Regions from separate parts of the Homo sapiens genome. Here regions 1 and 2 are each linked to region 3. The links are chromatin loops, found by intact Hi-C in ENCODE. Cell type or tissue: gastrocnemius medialis. All regions are shown on one strand. Region 1 overlaps BABAM2 (BRISC and BRCA1 A complex member 2). Region 2 overlaps BABAM2 (BRISC and BRCA1 A complex member 2). Region 3 overlaps BABAM2 (BRISC and BRCA1 A complex member 2).

What was found. Hi-C counts contacts between places; a loop is a spot of excess contacts. Peaks named below come from ENCODE experiments on the same cell type or tissue, not always from the same donor. Only the 100,000 strongest peaks of a DNase experiment are listed, where the experiment ranks them.
Region 1: a loop joins it to region 3, with 4 times the contacts of the local background. A loop is called at or near these places in 1 of 110 quality-filtered maps.
Region 2: a loop joins it to region 3, with 2.2 times the contacts of the local background. A loop is called at or near these places in 1 of 110 quality-filtered maps.

What each region holds. Positions count from the first base shown.
Region 1 is chr2:28,330,580-28,335,579 of GRCh38, reverse strand. The region is part of intron 11 of BABAM2 (BRISC and BRCA1 A complex member 2); the gene reads right to left. Among named protein-coding and RNA genes, the nearest start is that of BABAM2-AS2, 23 kb to the right of the region's middle. In gastrocnemius medialis, no CTCF peak of the experiment used is centred here; DNase peaks (open chromatin) are centred at 839, 1,479, 2,679 and 3,018; H3K27ac peaks cover 4,216 bases.
Region 2 is chr2:27,976,103-27,981,102 of GRCh38, reverse strand. The region is part of intron 3 of BABAM2 (BRISC and BRCA1 A complex member 2); the gene reads right to left. Among named protein-coding and RNA genes, the nearest start is that of MIR4263, 18 kb to the left of the region's middle. In gastrocnemius medialis, no CTCF peak of the experiment used is centred here; a DNase peak (open chromatin) is centred at 2,912; H3K27ac peaks cover 3,472 bases.
Region 3 is chr2:28,199,231-28,204,230 of GRCh38, reverse strand. The region is part of intron 7 of BABAM2 (BRISC and BRCA1 A complex member 2); the gene reads right to left. All of the region lies in intron 1 of LOC100505736 (a long non-coding RNA gene), which reads left to right. Among named protein-coding and RNA genes, the nearest start is that of BABAM2-AS2, 110 kb to the left of the region's middle. In gastrocnemius medialis, no CTCF peak of the experiment used is centred here; a DNase peak (open chromatin) is centred at 2,290; H3K4me3 peaks cover 288 bases; H3K27ac peaks cover 4,821 bases.

The DNA.
Region 1 (5,000 bases), 130 kb before region 3:
TAGAAAGCACTTGGTGATGGGCTGTGGCTTTAATGTAACTAATGATGACCACGAGCTTGCAAGAAGCAGTTACAGTATGTCCATTACAAGCTGTTTAAGAAGGCGGGAGAGGCTGGGCGCAGTGGCTCATGCCTGTAATCCCAGCACTTTTGGAGGCCGAGGCGGGTGTATCACCCAAGGTCAGGAGTTCAAGACCAGCCTGGCCAACATGGCGAAACCCCGTCTCTACTAAAAATATAAAAATTAGCCGGGTGTGGTGGTGGGCGCTTGTAGTCCCAGCTACTTGGGAAGCTGAGGCAGGAGAATCGCTTGAACCCGGGAGGCGGAGGTTGCAGTGAGCCAAGATCACGTCCGCACCATGGCACTCCAGCCTGGGCGGCAGAGCCAGACTCTGTCTCAAAAAAAAAAAAAAAAAAAAAAAAAAAGAAGGTGGGAGAGACAGCAGCTCCAGAAAGAGAACAGGTACAATATTTAGGTACTAAGGAAGAACACTTTAGTCCATTCTCAAATTTCAAACTTTGCCAACAGTTAGTAAGAAAAAGCACCCTCTTCCATCCACTTGTGATCAGCACAGCCCTGAGCCAGCCAAACCGCCACCTTCTCTGGCACTCAGGACCTCAAAGCCCTTATCCATTAACGGCACCATGCCACAGTCGCCACAGTCACCCTTAATGCAAAAGGGGTGCTGTGGTGTGACAGAGCTCCAGACCTAGGCAAGGCCGGGCAGGGCAGGAGAAGCCCTGGGCTCTGTTCCCTTACGAACAGTAGGGGTGATAAGGCCACCTGATGCCACACTCGCATGGGACAGTGTGTGGGAGGAGACAGTCAACTGTTGGCTGCCACCCAGACGTGAGGGCCACTTATTCCTTCCATATGTTTCACCTGCTGCTATTTCCCCAGCAACATGGAAGTGCGGCCGGAGAGAGCCTTGTGGCCCCGCTTCTCCAGAGGGTCTGAGATCGACAGGCTGCCACCAACCTCTGCTGCATGGACTCTGGCCTGATGTGCACTGTGGAGTCTGGCCCATCCCAGTACCACTTTCAGGGAGGGCTGAATGTTCCCTAAGTTAGAGGTGAGGACGTCACCTTCCCTGACCTTACAGCTACGAACATCAAGGGGAGAGGCTGCAGCTGAGCTGCACTATAGCCCCCACAGGTGCCTGATGAGCAGATGGTGCTGGAGCCACTGCTGCCCTGGACGCTGGCCTGAGCTGGGCAGGGGTCGGGTCCGGGGAGCCCTCCACTTACCTCCCCAGGCCCAGAGTCACACTGGGTCCCGAGGCAAGCCTCATCAGCTTAGTCTTTCCTTGTAAACTTCTAGGGGAAGGGGCTACAACATTGCAAGCTCCTTACACAGAAGGGAGCACGTTTTAAAGGCAAGCTTTTTTCTTTTTAGAAAGTTCTAAAGTTTCCTGTTCTGTCCTGGGCTTTCCCTGCCAGGGCCAACTGCGTGCTGCCAAGGGGAAGCGTGGCGAGGGCTATTTAAAGGCATGATGCTACCAGCTGTTTTCGGCGAGTGCCTCTCAACTTGGATCCTCATTAAGTTAGTTAACGGAGTGGGAGGAGGGGGAAAGGGAAAATGACAACTGGCTCCCACCCATTTATAGATTTTTTAAAACGCTGTTTTCATTTATTTCACTTTTTATCAGAGAAAATGGAGAGCTGCCCAGAGTACAGATTGCTAATGGCAAGAGGTATCTGTCATCTTTGAAAAAACCTTTGACCCAGAGACAAAGTATGTAGTAAGCTTTAAAAGTGTAAGCGTGTTCTAGGGGATAGTGAAGTCTTCTCACCTCCCCATTAACTGGCCAAGTGGGGCCCACAGGAGAGGGCCCTGAGTGTCAAGCTCCTCACTGAATGCACACTGTAAGGGAATCTATTTTTAGATGGCATTAGAGCTCAATATGCCTGAGGGCAAAATGAGGTTCAGTCCCTCTTCACTGATCTCAGTCTCTCTGCTCAGGGTTTCATAAAATTACAACTCGGTCCAACCCAGGAGTCTCAGTTAGGAGAAGAAAACGTAAGGACTGGGTAGGTTTCCCATGAATTCAGAGCAGAAGCAGGGCTGGCCCAGGCTTCAGCTCACAGGCATGGCATGGTGGAGGGAACTGAATCAGGAGTCAGGGGGTCTACTTTTGTGGGCCTTGGGCCCAGGGTAAATCTCTTCTGGGCTTCAGCTCCCTCACCTACAAAGCAGGGTGCCATAACTGAGGGTCCTAAGGCCGGTGGGCTGTAGAAGGTGAGGGTAGCCTGTGCGGGGCAGGCTCTGGAGCCAGGCGGACTGGGCTCGAGGCCTGGCCACACTCCTTACTCGTTGATCATGAGGGCAAGTGACTGCAGCGTTAGTTTCTTCATCTAAAAGGCGGGAGTAACTGCCTACCTTAAAGGGTTCTTGTGAGGAGTGAATGAGATGGTCTGGGTAAGCGCTTGGCATGGTACCTGGCATAAGAGATGATCAATAGATGTCAACTATTATCATGGGTACCCGCTGGGGCCAAGGGGAAGAGGCTCTGAGTCTGTGGAAACAGCCAGAAGAACGCGTGTGTGCCGAAGCGGGAAACCTGTGAGAGGTCTAGGGTCCTTGTCCTCAGTTCAGCCTTTCCCGAGGCTCCTTGGATCAGGCCCTCCCTTCTCACTGATCACACTGAGCTGGCAATCGCAGGCAGAGATGGCCAATCTCAGGCTTGGATACTCAGCCAAAGTCATGGGACACTGTGTGTCTTTTGCAATCCAGTCTAGAGCTGCTCATGGCATCCTTGTGGCATCAAAGGACAAATTCTGTAGCCAGAGGCACCTCCAGCCCTTGCGTGTCTTCTGCCCCCAAACCTACCAGGTGTACTCCTTGTGTGTGGTGTGCAGTTTTGGTCAGGGCTTGACCAGGGATGATGCTGCAGCTCTTCCTAGAAGGGTATTTAGGAATCACATGGCTCCGGCTGCCAAGAGCAGGGTGTTGGTTGGCCTGGTCCTCAAACAGCTCTCCTTCTGTCCAGGACAACATGCATCGTCAAGGGGAGGCAGTGGGGGAAGTGGAAAGAGCACTGCACTAGGAGGCACAGGACTCACAGCTCTAGCCCGGGCCCTGGCTCATTGTGTCATCCAGAACTGGGACTCCATTTCCTCACCTGTAACAGGATGATTTCTACTTAATGATCTTATGACCACCCAGTTATGGTCTGAGATATCATCCATGTGATCTTGAGCAAGCCACTTAACCCTTTTGTGTCCTGATTCTTCATCTATTAAATTCAGACACTAGCACCTCTTTTTTCTCTTTTTTAAAAAAAGTTCCGGGATCCACGTGCAGGACGTTAGGTTTACTACATAATAAAAGTGTGCCATGGTGGTTTGCTGCACCTCTCAACCCAGCGCCTACGTATTAAGCCCTGCAGGCATTAGCTATTTATCCTGATGCCCCCCGATCAACAGGCCCCAGTGTGTGATGTTCCCCTCCCTGTGTCCATGTGTTCTCATTGTTCAGCTCCCACTTATAAGAGACAACATGTGTTTGGTTTTCTGTTCCGGTGTTAGTTTGCTGAGGATAATGGCTTATAGCTCCATCCATGTCCCTGCAAAAGACATGATCTCCTTGCTTTTTATGGCTGCATAGTATTCCATGGTGTATATGCACCACATTTTCTTTATCCAGTCTATCACTGATGGACTGGGTTGATTCCATGTCTTTGCTATGGTGAATAGTGCTGCAGTGAACATATGCGTGCATGTATCTTTATAACAGAATGATTTATATTCCTTTGGGTATATGCCCAGTAATGGGATTGCTGGGTCAAATGATATTTCTGGTTCTAGGTCTTTGAGGAATTGCCATACTGTCTTCCACAATGGCCAAACTAATTTACATTCCCACCAACAGTGTAAAAGCGTTCCTACTTCTCCACAGCCTTGCTGGCATCTATTGTTTCTTGACTTTTTAATAATCGCCATTCTGATTGGCATGAGATGGTATCTCATTGTGGTTTTGATTTGGGTTTTCTCTAATGATCAGTGATGTTGAGATTTTTTCATATATTTCTTGGCTGCATAAATGTCTTCTTTTGAGAAGTGTCTGTTCATGTCCTTTGCCCACTTTTTAATGGAGTTGTTTTTTTCCTATAAATTTGTTTAAGTTCCTTGTAGATTTTGGATATTAGACCTTTGTCAGATGGATAGATTGCAAAATTTTTCTCCCATTGTGTAGGTTGTCTGTTCATTTTGAAGACAGTTTCTTTTGCTGTGCAGAAGCTCTTTAGTTTAATTAGATCCCATTTGTCAATTTTTGCTTTTGTTGCAATTCTTTTGACGTTTTTGTCATGAAATCTTTGCCTGTGCCTATTTCCTGAGTGGTATTGCCTAGATTTTCTTCTAGGGTTTTTATAGTTTTGGTTTTATATTTAAGTCTTTAATCCATCTTGAGTTAATTTTTGTATGAGGTGTAAGGAGACGGTCCAGTTTCAAATTTCTGCGTATGGCTAGCCAGTTTTCCCAGCACCATTTATTGAATAGGGAATCCTTTCCCCACTGCTTGTTTTTGTCAGGTTTGTTGAAAATCAGATGGTTGTAGATGTGCGGCCTTATTTCTGAGATGTCTATCCTGTTCCACTGGTTTGTGTCTGTTTTTGTACCAGTACCATGCCGTTTTGGTTACTGTAGTAAAGTCTGAAGTCACGTGATGCCTCCAACTTTGTTCTTTTTGCTTAGGATTGTCTTGGCTATACGGGCTCTTTTTTAGTTCCACATGAATTTTAATGTAGAATTTTTAAAAAAATTCTGTGAAGAATGTCCATGGTAGTTTAATGGGAAAAGCATTGAATCTATAAATTGCTTTGGGAAGTATGGCTATTTTCATGATACTAATTCTTCCTATCCATGAGCTTGGAATGTTTTTCCATTTGTTTGTGTCCTCTCTGACTTCCTTGAGCAGTGGTTTGTAGTTCTCCTTGAAGAGGTCCTTCACATACCTTGTAAGTTGTATTCCTAGGTATTTCATTCTCTTTGTAGCAACTG
Region 2 (5,000 bases), 220 kb after region 3:
AATGTGTCTTTTTAATGGACACGACTGGATAATGTTAAAGACAGACTTTTTAAATTTTTAACTATTATAGATATATAATGCTGTACTTATTTATGGGGTATATGTGATATTTTCATACAAGCACATAATGTATAAAAATCAAATTAAGGAAATTGAGATATCCATCACCCCAAGCACTTATCATTTCTTTGTGTTAAGAAAATTCCAATTCCACTCTTTATTTTGAAATACACAATAAATTACTGTTAACTATACTCACCCTATTGTGCTGCCAAACACTAGATCTTATTACTTCTACAGCTGATTTTTCAATAAATTTTAAGGCAACCAACCAGTATTTGAATATATAATAAAGTTTTTTTTTTTTAAGGAAAAGATATGTACTAAAAGGGGAGGAAGTTTACTACATTACATGTAATAAAAACATTATATAAATATTTTTCAAAACAAAGAAGTAACTTAAAATAGCTTTCAGAATCTCACATAGTTATGTTCCAGAATTTCTCAGGCTCCTACCTTCAACCTCAGAGAACTGTGAAACACTTTGCCTCAATACTGTACAGCCTCTTTGAAATAAACTGTGGCATTGTTCTCTTGCTATGCAGAACAGTCAGTAAATCAGTCAAGAACATTTATTAAAAACCCACAACGCACAGATGTGCATACTGGACACCTGGGGAGTTATACAGGAAGTAGAAAACATAGTACCTGACCTCAAGGCAGAGACAGTAGAGAAAAGACCAACACAAATCATATAGAAGAGCAATAACATCACATTTCCTTTATTTCACCCTGGAGCAGATGATATGAACACAGAGTACAGATTACCTGGACACTGCTTACTCCAACTTTTCATAAAATGGAAGAGTATGCAGGAGAACAAAGAAATAAAAGCAGGATCAGAGGTGCTATAAGGCGAGGTTTAAAAAAAAGGAAGAAGTGTTACAACCACCTAACAACAAAATAAGAGTTTCAAGTCTTATTTTTCATTACTCCCTGAAACTTGCCAGGCTATAACAGTGGGAGCAATGGGGGCAGAAGTTCCTTCCTTTCAAAATGCACATCAACAGTGCTTTATAATATGACACATACATGAAATCACAGAAATGTTAAATACAAAGTAGATTTTATTTACACGCTTGTGCCTTAGCAGCTGACAATTTTTAGAAGGTATCAGCACCATCTCAGGAAGGCTCACTTACCAGATATGCAGAGTGGACCATATCTCCTACTCCCTAATTACAGAAGGAACACAGCCTGTCCACAGGATACTTGCCTTATTCCTCACCAGTGAAATATTATCATACTATTTTGTCTATCAGTTTCAATAACTGCCAGGAAAACATAGTTTCTAAGAAACAATTCAATACTAATACAACTAATACAATCACTAATCATTAGAGAAATACACATCAAAACCACGAGATACCATCTAACATCAGTCAGAATGGCTATTACTAAAAAGTCAAAAAATAACAAAATGCTGGTGAGGCTGCACAGAAAAGGAAATGCTTACACACTGTTGGTGGGAACATAAACTAGTTCAGCCACTGTGGAAAGCAGTTTGGAGATTTCTCAAAGAACTTAAAATAGAGCTACCATTCAACCCTGCAATCCCATTACTGTGTATATACCCAAAAGAATATAAATCATTCTATGAAAAAAACACATATACTCATATGTTCATTGCAGCACTATTCACAATAGCAAAGACTTGGAATCATCCTAGATGCCCATCAAGAGTGAATCTGATAAAGAAAATGTACATAGGCCAGGCGCAGTGGCTCACACCTGTAATCTCAGCACTTTGTGAGGCTGAGGCAGATGGATCACCTGAGGTGAGGAGTTCGAGACCAGCCTGGTTAACATGGCGAAACCACGTCTCTACTAAACAAAAAAATACAAAAATTGGCTGGGCATGGTGGCGCATGCCTGTAGTCTCAGCTACTTGGGAGGCTAAGGCAGGAGAATTGCTTGAATCCAGGGGGTGGAGGTTGCAGTGAGCCGAGATTGTGCCGCTGCACTCCAGCCTGGGCAACAGAGTAAGACTCCATCTCAAAAAAAAAAAAAGAAAAAAAGAAAATGTGGTACATATACACCATGGAATACTACACAGCCATAAAAAAGAATGAGATCATGTCCTTTGCAGCAATATGGATGTAGCTGGAGGCTATTATCCTACCAAACTAACCAGGAACAGAAAGCCAAATACCACATGTTCTCACTTGTAAGTGGAAGCTAAACATTGGAGTATACATGGACACAAAGAGGGGAATAATAGACACTGGGGCCTACTTGAGGGTGGAGGGTGAGAGGAGGGTGATGGTCAAAAACCTACCAATCGGGTACTTTGCTCACTATCTAGGTGACTAAATCTTTTGTACACCAAACCCCAGTGATATGCAATTTACCCACGTAACAAACCTGCACATGTAACCCCAGAACCTAAAATGAAACTTGAAAAAGAAAAAAAGAAAAAGGTAAATGACTGGTTTTCTGCCAATGATAGATTATTCTTATCAGTTGCTGCATTAAATGATTACTGACTGAAACTCCAAGTATGGAAGTGAGAGTCAGACAAGAACTTTGTGGAAACGCCAGTTTGAAGGAGATAGTCTCAACAAAAAGTAAGTTCAAGCAATAGAGTTTGTGTCCGTCCATTTTTGCATCACTATAAAGAACTAACCGAGGACTGGATAATTTATAAAAAGAGGTTTAATTGGCTCACAGTTCTGCAGGCTGTACAGGAAGCATGGTGCCAGCATCTGCTTCTGGCAAAGACCTCAGCAAGCTTACAATCATGGCAGGAGGTGAAGGGAGAGCAGGCACATCACAAGATGAGAGTGGCAGTGAGAGCAAGAGGAGGTGCCACGCTCTTTTAAACAACCAGATCTCACATGAAGTCAGAGCAAGAACTCTTTCATTATCACAAGGACAGCACCACACCATTCATGAGGGATCCACCCCCATGACCCAAACACTTCCCACTAGGCTCACCTCCAACACTGGAGGTCACATTTCAACATGATATTTGGAGGTGACACATATCCAAACCATTTCAGAGCTTTACGAAAAACTTTGAAGAGGTGACTCATTTCCAAGAGTTAGCTCTAACCCTTAGTGTGTCCTTACACTGAAATTTAATATCTCTCTGAAAATTCCATTTGCTGGTTCTGAGAACTTTATGGGACAAGTTTAATTTATCTGTAATATCACAGCCCTTCAATTATTTGAAGGCAGTTCTCGTGACCTATCTTTCAACCCCACTAGGAGTCACCTCTTAGACAGGCTTACTATCCCAGTCTCCTTCACTATTCCTCATCTGACTTGTTTCAATTTCCTTCATCATTTGGCTCTCTCCTCTCTGAATATGTACCAGTTTGTCTATAGCTCTCTTAGAGGATAACACCCAGATCTCAAGATAAGATTCTAGGTGTGTTCTAAAGAGCACAGAAACAAATACAAAAATCCATGCCTTAATTTATGTATTAAACTTCTATTGATAAATGGCATTGTAAGTTAAAATAGCTTTTTTGGCAGCCTCATCAGTAGTGACTCCTATTATGCTTCTTATTAACTAAAAGCCCTAACATTTTTATGTATTTACCACTGCTAAGCTACATATCCCTCTTCTTAACTGGGACAACTAAATTTTAGAATCCATTTTGAAATTTTAAATTTATCTGTATTATATTTCAGTATCGCTAGATTTACCTATTTAAAGTCCATCATGATATTCTTAGATTCTACTCCAATTTTGGGTTGGCACTCCTAACTTCAAATTATAAACATACTGGCTAGGCATCCTTCTGGAAACCTCCCTTTATGACAATTTATAAACAATAAACAATCTTGGGTGCAATAATTTAAACAATAATGTCTAACCAATAATAATATGAACTTAAACATTCATCACAAGTTTGTCAAGGAACTTGTCAACTGCCTCAGCAATGTAGGCTGTTGTGCCTACAAATGCAAGGATGCCACTAATTATTCCATTGCACAGCATTCTTTTCATCTTGAGTGGTAGAGTTTAATTTCCAATATCAAGGAAAAAGACTCTAAGGAATTACTACATCTGAGAGTTGGCATATTTACATGAATTAGGCTCTCAAACAAAATCTGTAGAACAAAGGATGGAAGTAGGGGGCAGAGGCTAAACTTAGGTCATTTAAATTTGCCTCCTCTTCTTAGAAGACTTCCTTCTGCCATATCCCTCTCCTAGACTTCGGACCACACCTAATCCTTCTTTGCACTTCTAATATCTGAAGCAGTGCTATGTAATAGAAATAATAATGCAAGCCACATACATAATTTTAAACTTACCAGTAGCCACATTCAAACAGTAAAAAGAAAAAAGGTGACATAAAAATTATAAACTATTTTTTAACTTTATACACAGTAAAATTCATCTTTTTCTGTACACCTATAAGAGTTGTATAACATGCAGAGATTTGTGTAAACATCACCAAAATTAGGATACAGAACAATTCTATCACTCTCCAATATGTCTTCATGCTATCCCTGTGTATTTAAATATTCCGACCATTCCTTATTCCTGGAAACCTCTGACCTGCTCTTGGCCCCTTCAGTTTTGCATTTTTCCAGAATGCCATATAAATGGAATCATGCAGTATGTAACCTTTTGAGACCAGCTTCTTCTTTCACTTAGCATAAGGCATTTGAGACTCAAATTGCTGCATGTATCAATAGCTTGCTCCTTTTTTATAGCCTACTAGTATATTCCATTGTACAGATGTACCATAGTTTGTATATCCATCTACCCAATGAAAGACATGTAGGTGATTTCCAGTTTGTGATGATTATGAATGATGCTGCTACAAACATATATGTACATGTTTTGCGTGAATGTACATTTATCATTTCTAGATAAATGTTTAAGACTGGATTGCTAGGTCATATGATGAAGTGTATCTTTAACCATAAAACAAACTGCCAACCTTTTTTCCTGAGTGACTATTACATTTAGCAAACCAACA
Region 3 (5,000 bases):
AAAGACGGACATTACAGACAAAATGAACAGACTGGTAACTTATAGGGAAAAGATAATAACAAAGACTCAAATAAAAGATTAGTATCACAATATGTAAGTAACTCCAACAAATAAGAAACAAATGTAAAAATAGGTTAAAAAAATAGAAGGGGAAGCTTAAATGGATAAAAGCAAATAAACAATGATCAGCCTACCAGTAATCAGAGAAATACAAATTAAAGCAAGATATCGTAATGATTGGCAAAAATGATAAATTTGGGTAATACAAAGTATTGGCAAGGATGTAGGAGGACAAGCATTGGCAAGTGCTGCTGGTGGGATTCTAAACTGGCGCAGCCTTTCCGGAAGGGCAATCTGGCAGTGCTCTAAGGATGTTCACCCTGGCAAGCTAAGACAACTGCGCTGCTTATTACCATGGGAATGGAAAGAAGAGTGTGGTGGATGCCTGCTATGGAACCCCACATGGCAATCAGGTTCAACAACCTAAATGTAAAAGGAAAGCTCTTAAAAGCATAAAGCCAAGTGAATATAAGAAACAGAATGAGAACCTTAGTATATCACCTATGTAAATGAAAAACGTCTCTTATGTAAAGGCCACAAAACAACCTACTATATTTTTAAGGGCATATAAATAAATAAGAACATTGTTAATGGGAATGGGAAGAGTGGAGATGGAAGATGAAAAAGTAAAAAGATGAAAACAAAAGCAAAGCCATGCACCGACTGGTGGTGATGATAATGTGCTATCAACTAACCAGTATGATGAATTCAACTCTCTAACCCAAGGTGCCAGAGACACCCACCCTCACACAAGAAAGTAGAAAACCATTTGCAGGAATTATTTGGTACTCATCCATGAGGGTCTTCCAAAAATTCATGATTGACATATGTAGCTAAATGGAATAAAATAGGCTGTGGGATGATGGTGATCTGAATTGAGTTTTCTAACTACTAGAGAAGATCGCAACTGTTTCTCAGCAGTAAAGTGAGTCCTTTTCTTACAGAATTAATTGATAAATGCTTTGAAATGAGAAACCCAGATCCTAAAATACAAGGCCGAACATATTCGGAGAGGACTAAAAGAAGTAAATTAAGTGAATTCATTATAAAGGTCAAGGTACAACCTGTCACCTTAGCTCAACGTGACACTTCATTTTGGCTTTCTTAATTCCAGTACGTCTTAATTTTGGCACATTCTTACCCTACACACAAGAGAGGATGTGCCCCCATAATGATTCATCAATAGGAAAGCATTCTTTCTGTGGGGGGGTGGAGGACACAGGTGAGGTTAAGGTACAAAATCCATGCTGGTGCTCTGCCATAATTAACTGCAGTAAAACATGGGAGGAATATTCCCCGTGATTGAAGCACTCAAGGCATATATCCTTGTGGCAATGTTTTACAGGCTTTTTACATTGTACTACCTGTTGAAGATGTTTATTTAAGTCTTTGTTTTCTCTCTTTTTAAGTCTAAAGAAAGGATGAGAGTCCTGATTATTTGTATTCATAGGTTCCATTTCTTTTTCATATTTAAAGATACACTATGGACAAGTTAAATAATGCCATTTCCTCCCCCAGCTGCATGTGATGAATGAACAAAAGCCCCAACTAAAATGTTCCCATCGCATAAACTAGAACAACATTACTAAGTCCAACTTGGGTAAGTCCAATTTACCCAGCTGTTTCTGAAGCAACTAGATGTTGGAATTAAAGCAGATTTTTCTATTCTTTGGGGAACTTCCTACTCAACATTATAGGAAAGTAGTCCTTGATAAAGCTATTGAGAAAAAGTAACATTTTAAATGGGAGGAAGAGAGAGAAGACAGGGAAGGGGCAGGGGCATGGGAGGGAAGCAGGAGGGGGAAGCTCCAGGGAAGGGGGGACTCAATGGGATGTGGGAAGAGACAGGAAGGGAGAGAGGCTGGGTTCAAAGCTGAGGACTACTAATAGAGCAAGGCTAAAATAATCCAACATTAGGAACACAGTCAGTACCCCGGTCACGAATTTTATTCCATTAAGTAGTGCTTAGCCAAATCTTTCTGGCATCTTCTCTAGGATTTATTTTCACTCTCTGACCCAGTAGTGGTTTTCCATCTGGTCTCACACTCCTTATCAGAGTAGAGGTGTGAATTACATCTAGAGATTGTTCTGGGATCTCTGAGCACTCCCAGTTCTAAAAGCTTTTAACTTCCTCTGGCAAAGGATGCTCCTGACCTGCAATTCCCAATTGTTCCCCTGGCCAACTGGGCCCCGTGGCTCATCCCATATGATTTCCCAAATGACAGAACACCGGTTCTGTATCTGTACTGTGACTTCAGAGATCTTTCACCATTCGGGGCTTCATCTCTATTTCATGGCCTGGCCTCTATTAATCCTCCTGTGTCTTGCCAGAGGCTTTGTCTTCATTTTGCAACCTGTTCCTGCTGATGCACCGCAGTTTCTTGCCAGCGTCTTTATAAGTCTTAAGACTTAAGAAATCTCTGGCAAGAGGCTGTGGAGGATTAGTTGAGGCTACGAAGCGGAGATGAGACTCCTGATAGAGCCAAATGTTAAGAGTTTGGCCAAACTTGTTCTTCATTTTTTTCTTTCCTTTATATTAAAAAGCCACCTAAACACAACAGAAGAGCTTTTAAGCAAAATTAACAATGGTCTCCTGGTGACAACTAAGGCCACAAACAAAAGGTTTCTTCTTATGCAAGCGGAATATTAGGGCACCATGTAACACCTAGACTGGGTTCATATCCTCTTTGACTGTGCACTGACTTCCTCAAAAATATCGTCTCTCTTGGCATCCCACTTGAAGATCCATATATAAAAAAAGAAATATAAATAAAAATGTGTGTGTAAGGCAGCAAACAAATGTTGAGATTGGGTCCACATTAGCCATATGGTATTTTTGTATAAAAACAATCATTATGTGATATTAGGACCAAAGAAAATGAAATTCATATTCATTTCCAAAATCTGACAGCTTGTTTATTTCTGCTATCATGTTGCATACTGGAATTTCTTTCCTTATAGTCAAATCCTAAAAAAAATAAAAAACAATTTAATACCACACAATAATGTACTACTTTTTAAAAAATGGAACACAGGACACGGATCCTTGGTTATTACCAAAATTTCCTCCCCTTGCTCTCCCCATTAAAAAACTCACAGAGGCCGGGCATGGTGGCTCATGCCTGTAAACTGAGCACTTTGGGAGGCCGAGGTGGGAGGATCACTTGAGGTCAGGAGTTTGAGACCAGCCTGGCCAACATGGCAAAACCCTGTCTCTCCTAAAAATACAAAAAAATTAGCCAGGTGTGGTGGTGCGCACCTGTAGTCCCAGCTATGCAGGAGGGTGAGGCAGGAGAATCGCCTGAACCCAGGAGGCAGAGGTTGCAGTGGGCCAAGATTGCATCACTGCACTCCAACCTGGGCGACAGAGCAAGACTCTGTCTCAAAACAAACAAACAAACAAACAAACAAAAAACCCCATAGATACCTGGTAAACTAGTACATAGCATAGAGCTTTTAATAAGAAAAGACAAACATTGTAGTGTTAAGTCTATTTTTGGGAAGGTTAAGGATGCTATCTATTGCTTGAATCTGATTGGCTGTTTCAGTCAAGGGAGCAAGAGAAAGTTATTTAAACTATTACTTATAGATGACAAAGCCGATTAATTGCTCCAGCAAACTCCCAGGCTGCCTACTAATATGCACTTTACCCCTCTGGCTAATTGAATGTGTGCACAGTATGATTACAAATGGATAGGTCCTGGTCTTTTCTTCTCTCTGAAATGATATACTGCTTTTATTAACAGGGAGTGAAGAAGAGAGCTAATATTTATAGATGACATTATATTTCATTCACTTCTCTAACAAATTAGCTTTTGTAGCCTTCCATTAGTAGAGGGTAATAAGGGACAAACATGTATGGAGAGACACTTGGACTCAGTGAGATGGAAATGGTGAATGATGATCAGTGAAAAATGAATACAGGAGAGTCAGCAATGACTAATAAGGGGAAAGGAATTCAGTGAAGAAATACAATGTCCTGTCCTGGCTTCTCCTTCTTTTAGTGTTGTTCACTGTCAATCACTGTCAACAGCCTAGAAGATAGGTAGGGTTGTTTTGGAAAGTTGATTCTAAACCAGCTACGTATGAAGAAGGTAAACAAGAATGAAAATGTGTATTATATTTCCCTAAAAGGCACATTTCACACATTTAGTAGAAAAGATACAAGTGCTAACTGTGATTAGCAGTTCACTTTCATTAACACATTCAAAATGAATAGGGGTTTCCTAATATTTATTTTATAAAATAACAGGTGTTAGGAACCGTCCAGCTCCACACAATGCCTTGGTGCCAATCCTAGATAAGGATCACTTGTTTAGGTCTTAGGGTCCAGGATGTTTCGTTCCATACCTGTCAACAATGGCTCCTAAATTTTGGCCAGAAACTAATCAGTCTGCAGGTCCTTCAAACTTCCACTGCTGCCCACCGCTGCCTTCCTAGAACCCAATCTATTGGCCCTGGACCACCACAGAAGTTCGTTTTCTGTTCCTCACTTGCCTTACTGCCAACTAAAGGGTCAACACGACTCCTGAACTCTTCTTCAGCCTTAGCTTAGGACACTAGTGCCTAGTCAACCTCATCTCCTTAAGCTAATACCTAGTTTCAATCATATCTTCCGGGCCCTAATTATAGTCTAAACAAAATAATAATCATTCAAAAAATTTGAGTGCTTAGTATTTGCCAAGCACAATTCTAGGAGTTTGGTGGATAAGAATGAACAAAGTCATTTATGAATTTTTAAAATTTCAAAACAAAGACTGTCATCTGCTAGAAAAATCCACAGCCACTCAAACAGCAAATGTAGGCTGGGAACAGGAAGGGCTAGGTGGCACTTACCTGTGCCAGCCTAGCCAAGAATATGCACATAAAACATGCAACTTGTTACAAGCACGTAACGAAAGAGCAAAGGATGTGTGTCGGCTAAGATGTCAACTCAGCAT